Linked DNA regions of Homo sapiens: region 2 is linked to region 1. A link is a loop called in an ENCODE intact Hi-C map of the cell type or tissue named here. Cell type or tissue: pancreas. All regions are shown on one strand. Each heading gives the region's core, and the rest is flanking DNA. Links, peaks and the distances in the headings are about the cores only.

Region 1 (2,906 bases), core at 300-2,799:
GGGAGGCTCCTGCACTCTAGCCAGGGTGACAGAACGAGACCCTGTCTCAAAAAAAAAAAAAAAAGGCCGGCATGGTGGCTCACGCCTGTAATCCCAGCACTTTGGGAGGAAGGGGCAGGCAGATCACGAGGTCAGGAGTTCGAGACCAGCCTGGCCAACATGGTGAAACCCCGTCTCTACTAAAAATACAAAAATTAGCTGGGTGTGGTGGCGGGCGCCTGTACTCCCAGCTACGTAGGAGCCTGAGACAGGAGAATCACTTGAACCTGGGAGGCAGAGGTTGCAGTGAGCCAAGATTGTGCCACTGCACTCCGGCATGGGCAACAGAGCGAGACTCCATCTCAAAAAATTAAAAAAAAAAAAAATTGAATAAATATTGTCAGAGCAAAAGGAAACCCCTTCCGCCTGGCCAGAATTTAAAATGTTTTGCAATTGTCCACAATATTTTAATTTTAGCCAGCTAGCTGTTCTTTGATCTGTGGCATACAAAATGTGTTTGAAGCACTGTCTAGTTATAATTTTTATACTTTTTTTTTTTTTTGAGACGGAGTCTTGCTCTGTTGCCTAGGATGGAGTGCAGTGGCACGATCTCGGCTCAACACAACCTCTGCCTCCTGGGTTCAAGTGATTCTCATGCCTCAGCTTCCCGAGTAGGGATTAAAGGCGCCTGCCACTACGCCCAGCTAATTTTTGTATGTTTAGTAGAGACGGGGTTTCACCATGTTGGCCAGACTGCTCTCAAACTCCTGACCTCAGGTGATCTACCCACCTTGGCCTCCCAAATTTTTGTAAATATCTTTTTAAAAGTATCTTTTGGCTTTTTAGCAAGAAGAGTCGGCACCTATGTTGTCATCCTTTAAAATTCTCTCAGTGGCAGAGCGCAGTGGCTCACGCCCATAATCCCAGCACTTTGGGAGGCTGAGGCGGGTGAATCACCAGAGGTCAGGAGTTCAAGGCCAGCCTGGCCAACATGGTGAAACCCCATCTCTACTAAAAATACAAAATTAGCCGGGGGTGGTGGCACGCACCCGTAATCCCAGTTACTCGGGAGGCTGAGGCAGGAGAATGGCTTGAACCCGGGAGGCGGAGGTTGCAGTGAGCCGAGATCGCGCCACTGCACTCAGCCTGGGCGAGAGAGCAAGACTCCATCTCAATTAAAAAAAAAGAAATTTCTCTCACAAAGTTGAGAGAAAATAGCTGAGACCCATGAAAAAAATGAAAAATAAAATAAAATTCTCTCACAAAGTGTAACTTTCCATTGCTTAGAGGATGTCACTTTGGCCTTACCAGCGAGCGGTCTGCATGGGAGCCTCACACTCAAACCTGGCTGTGGGTGGGGTTTCTGGTTCCACTCCCCAGCCAGGCCAGCAAAGCCGCGCTCCCGCCGGCAATGTGGAGCATGGCTCCCTCGTGTGGCGCCCTCTGGTGTCACTCAGCAGAATGGCAAGGGAGGCCCAGAGGGCTCCTTGGCTGAGAGTTATGGGGACTCTGCTGGTCCCAGAATGGACAGTGTGGGAGGGAACACCCTCCTCCAAGCCCCCTCCCTGGGGTGGATTTGGTGCCCTTCCCGCGCTGTCCCTGGCGCCCTCCTCACTCACATCACCCTGGTTGTCCCTGCGGTCCTGCCTTTGCTGGTAGGTATAGCGCATGCGGCCGTTGCTGTAGACGTGGACGTTACCTGGGGGTCAGAGGGGCTGAGTCAGGAGCCAGGTCTGTTGGGAAAGGGAGAGGCTGGCATGCCATTCCCACCATCACCCCAGGGATACCTGGCTGTGGGGAGGGTGGGGAACTTACTAGAAGGGAAGCCGCCGCCAAAGAACATGTTGAAGAGGTCTTCAGGGGAGATGTCGGCCTCAAAGCCACGGTGGAAATCCCCATGCCCATGGCCGTGCCGGGCCGCCTGGCTCTTGTCATCGCCGAACTGGTCATACTGCTTCCTCTTCTCCGGGTTGCTGAGTACCGCATATGCTGTGCCAATGGCTGGAGAGGAGGAGGAAAGGTCAGGCCTGAGGATCCTGGGGTGCGGGGGGAGGCTCCCATGGCAGCCGAGTGCTCACTTTTCTCAGGTACTCAAGCAGTGCTTTAGGAAGCAGACGTCCTTGGGGTGGGCAGGAAGCTTGGCCAGTGTAAGGAGGGGGCATGCAGGAAGACCCCTCAGTGGATCTGGGCAGCCTGGCTGGGTGGAGGGTAACACAGGCTCCTTGTTCTCCTCAAGACAATGGTCAAGCTTTGTCAATGTGCCAGGCCTCCTAGGAGTGTGGCCTCATTTACTTCTTTTTGTTTGTTTATTTTATTTTTTGAGGCAGGGCCTCACTCTGTCACCCAAGCTGAGTGCAGTGGAGCAACCGTGGCTCACTGCAGTCTCAACTTCCTTTGCTCAAGCGATCCTCCCACCTCAGCCTCCTGAGTAGCTGGGACTACAGGCGTGAACCACCACACTCAGCTAATTTTTTGTATTTTTTGTAGAGATGAGGTCTTGCCAAGTTGCCCAGGCTGGTCTCAAACTCCTGGGCTCAAGGGATCCTCCCACCTTGGCCTCCCAAAGTGCTGGGATTATAGACATAAGCCACCACACCAGGTCAACTCATTTACCTCTAAGAGCAACCCTATCTCCATTTCACCAATGAGAAAACTGAGGCTCAGAGAAGTGACTGCCTAAGCTTACACAGCTTTAATATGTTACAGAGCTGGGAGTCAAACAAAAGCAGGTGTCTCTTGCTTCAAGTTCTCTCTCCGACTTTATGAAAACCACCAAAAACCTCTTTCCTCATTCTCTCTTGACGTGCCCAATAGGATGGGCATCCCTTTCTGGAGGTTCTGTAAACCTGAAGTCATAGTCTGACATGCAGGCCAGACAGACACACAATATCCTTATTGTGAACTGGAAAGCAGCAGGAGCTGTGGGG
Region 2 (2,906 bases), core at 307-2,806, 280 kb before region 1:
GAGAACCCTGATCTGTAGCCCATAGGTCAGAAGCACAGGTCAGAACCTGGGGCTGGTGACGGGCATCTGAGGTGGGGGCAGACTTGTGGGACTGAGCCCTTTTTAAAATTGCTAAATTCATTTTAATTTTTTTTAGACAGGGTCCCACTCTCTTGCCCAGGCTGGAGTGCAGTGGTATAATTATGGCTCACTGCAGCCTTGACCTCCCAGGCTCAAGCAATCCTCCAGCCTCAGCCTCCCAAGTAACTGGGACTGTAGGTGCATGCCACCTCATCTGACTAATTGTTTTGCTTTTTTGTAGAGATTGGGTCTTACTCTGTTGCCCAGACTGGTCTCAAATTCCTGGCCTCAAGACATCCTCCCATTTTGGCCTCCCAGTTCGCCACTGTGCCTGGTGGGACTGAGCCCTGACCTGCACGATGTGTCACTCTCTCCAGGCAGTGTAGGAATTGAATTGAATGTGGGACAGCTAAGTGGTGTCCCCTGGAGAACAACTTGGTGTGTAGAGAAAAATCCCCACACATTTTGGTGACCAAAGGGGAAGTATTGTGTGTTGACAGAGTGAGAGTAGAAGAGAAAAAAATAGTTTCGCTTTTTTTCCCCCTCAGATAGACTATAAAGGAGATTGAGGCCAGGCACGGTGGCTCATGCCTGTAATCCCAGCACTTTGGGAGGCCAAGGCGGGTGGATCACTTGAGGTCAGGAATTCTAGACCAGCCTGGACAACATAGTGAAACCCCATCTATACTAAAAATACAAAAAAAAATTAGCTGGGTATTGTGGTGTGCACCTATAATCCCAGCTACTTGGGAGGCTGAAGCAGGAGAATCGCTTGAACCCGGGAGGCGGAGGTTGCAGTGAGCTGAGATCACGCCATTGCACTCCAGCCTGGGCGACAGAGTGAGACTCTGTCTCAAGAACAAATAAATAAATAAATAAAATTAAAATAAGGAGATTGAGAGGAGATAGTGCAGGGAGGGGCCTCCTTCCCCACCAGCGCCAGGGAAGCAAATATTCCTGGGAGACTTGGAAGGCATCCACCCTCCCCTCTACTGGCATGGCTGGAATCAGAAGAGGATGGGCAGCGGGAGCAGGAGCTTGACCTCAAGGGTCAGCCCAGCTTTCTCTAGAGGCTGACCCATCCCACAGGGGTGCATCAAGGATGCCCACCCTTCCAGAGAAACAGTGGCAGAGTCACACCAAATGTGCAATGTGAGAGAGAGAGAGAGAGAGAGAGAAAGCAAGACAATCCCGAACCTAACAAGACATTTTCTGGACTCGTACCTGTGCATGTTTTTTGTTTTTTTGTTTGTTTGTTTGTTTGCCTGTGCACGTTTTCACAGACTCACAACACTGGACAACTGAGTCCAATCCCCTCATCTTACAGATGGGGAAACTGAGGCCCATGGAGAGGTGCTGACCCAAGTTCAGAAGCAGGTCCTGGAAGAATCTCCATGTCTTACCTTCTTCTGTACTTCCCCAGTACCCACGCTCCCATCCACATTCAACCATGACTTACTGATGAAAACACAGGATTTTCCACCTTGGGCATTATCTCAGTGCGGGAGGCATGCCAGGAGTGGCTACAGCCCTGGGCAGCTGAACTTGCAGTGAGCCAGGCCTGGAGCAACACCAAGGCTCCACCACACACCCCTGCCTGAGCCAAGGTCAGCCCTGGGAAACAGAGTCTTCTCATCCATAAATGGGTCTGAGTGGCTGGTGATCCCTGCCTCGTGGAGTTGCTGAGGGGATTCAACAGCAGACGCAGCCTGGACTGGCTCACGCTTGTGATCCCAGCACTTTGGGAGGCTGAGCCCAGGAGTTCGAGACCAGCCTGGGCAACATAGCAAGACCCCCATCTCTACAAAAAGTTTAACAATTAGCTGGGCATGGTAGCACACACCTGTAGTTCCAGCTACTAGGGAGGCTGAGGTGGGAGGATTACTTGTGCCCAGAAGTCTGAGGTTACTGTGAGCTATGATCTCACCACTGCACTCCAGCCTAGGTAACAGAGTGAGAAACCTTCTCTGAATAATAATAATAATAATAATAATAATAATAATAATAATAATGTAAAGGACATAGGGCATTGAAGGGAACATAGAAATGTTTGTTTTTTCCTCTCCTCTCCCTCACCTATTTTGCTCAAAATATAAAAAGTTCTGGTTTTTGTTTGTTTTTGGTCAAATACACCCCCTCACCTCTCTGAGCTCTCCACAAAGGTGGCGGGTGGGAGGGAAATGCTGCCTGTAGGACTCTGTGTGCAGTCTGGGTTTTTTCTTTCAGATTTGTTCCCAGGACCCAGTTATTCACCGGAGAGAAGTCAATACATAGACCCTGTTCCCAGGAGGCTAAATGCTGAGGGAAAGCAAGGTGCCAGGATGCGGTGGGCACATGGGGAGGCCTGGTTGAGGACGGTGCTGTGCCCAGGGAGGGGGTGGGCAGGGGGTTCCCACGCATCTGGGCTCCAGCAATGGTTTCCCGAACGGCCGCAGCCACGTCTGTACTGCAGGTTGACACCTGGGCCTGTCCCCGGCAATGCTCTGTTTGCTGTTGGGCCAAGGAACCCTGGGAACCCAGGTTGACAGGACATGGTGACAATGGAAGGATTGTTCCAGAAGCCGGGGCCCTGGCTGGCCTCTGGCTTCCCGTCACCTGAGCAAATGTCAATCCGCCAGGTACAAAAGCCAACATTTCCCTGACGGTTGAAGACGCTCATTCAGAAGGCCTCCCCCTCAGCAGGCTGCAGGCTCCTCCTAGCCACTCCGAATCCGAAACCGCTGTTCTCATCACCATCCCTTTCATCCTACATGCTGGGAGCAGCCCCTTGGCAAACCCCATCGCTCCTCACGCCACCTTCCAGAAAGCTCCTGAGCCTCCAAGTCTGAGCTTGCTGGTGGCATTGA

Evidence for each region. Peaks named below come from ENCODE experiments on the same cell type or tissue, not always from the same donor. Only the 100,000 strongest peaks of a DNase experiment are listed, where the experiment ranks them.
Region 2: it touches region 1 in a loop (3-fold over the local background); 73 of 110 quality-filtered maps call a loop at or near these places.

Annotation. Positions count from the first base shown.
Region 1 is chr10:72,339,191-72,342,096 of GRCh38, forward strand. DNAJB12 (DnaJ heat shock protein family (Hsp40) member B12) reads right to left here. Exons shown (of 9, transcript NM_017626.7): 4 at 1,795-1,980; 5 at 1,599-1,678. Among named protein-coding and RNA genes, the nearest start is that of DNAJB12, 14 kb to the right of the region's middle. In pancreas, for the core only: a CTCF peak has its summit at 1,427 (motif pointing left); DNase peaks (open chromatin) are centred at 1,531 and 2,086; H3K27ac peaks cover 808 bases.
Region 2 is chr10:72,054,606-72,057,511 of GRCh38, forward strand. No RefSeq gene overlaps it. Among named protein-coding and RNA genes, the nearest start is that of SPOCK2, 32 kb to the right of the region's middle. In pancreas, for the core only: no CTCF peak of the experiment used is centred there; DNase peaks (open chromatin) are centred at 1,606 and 2,556; H3K27ac peaks cover 1,110 bases.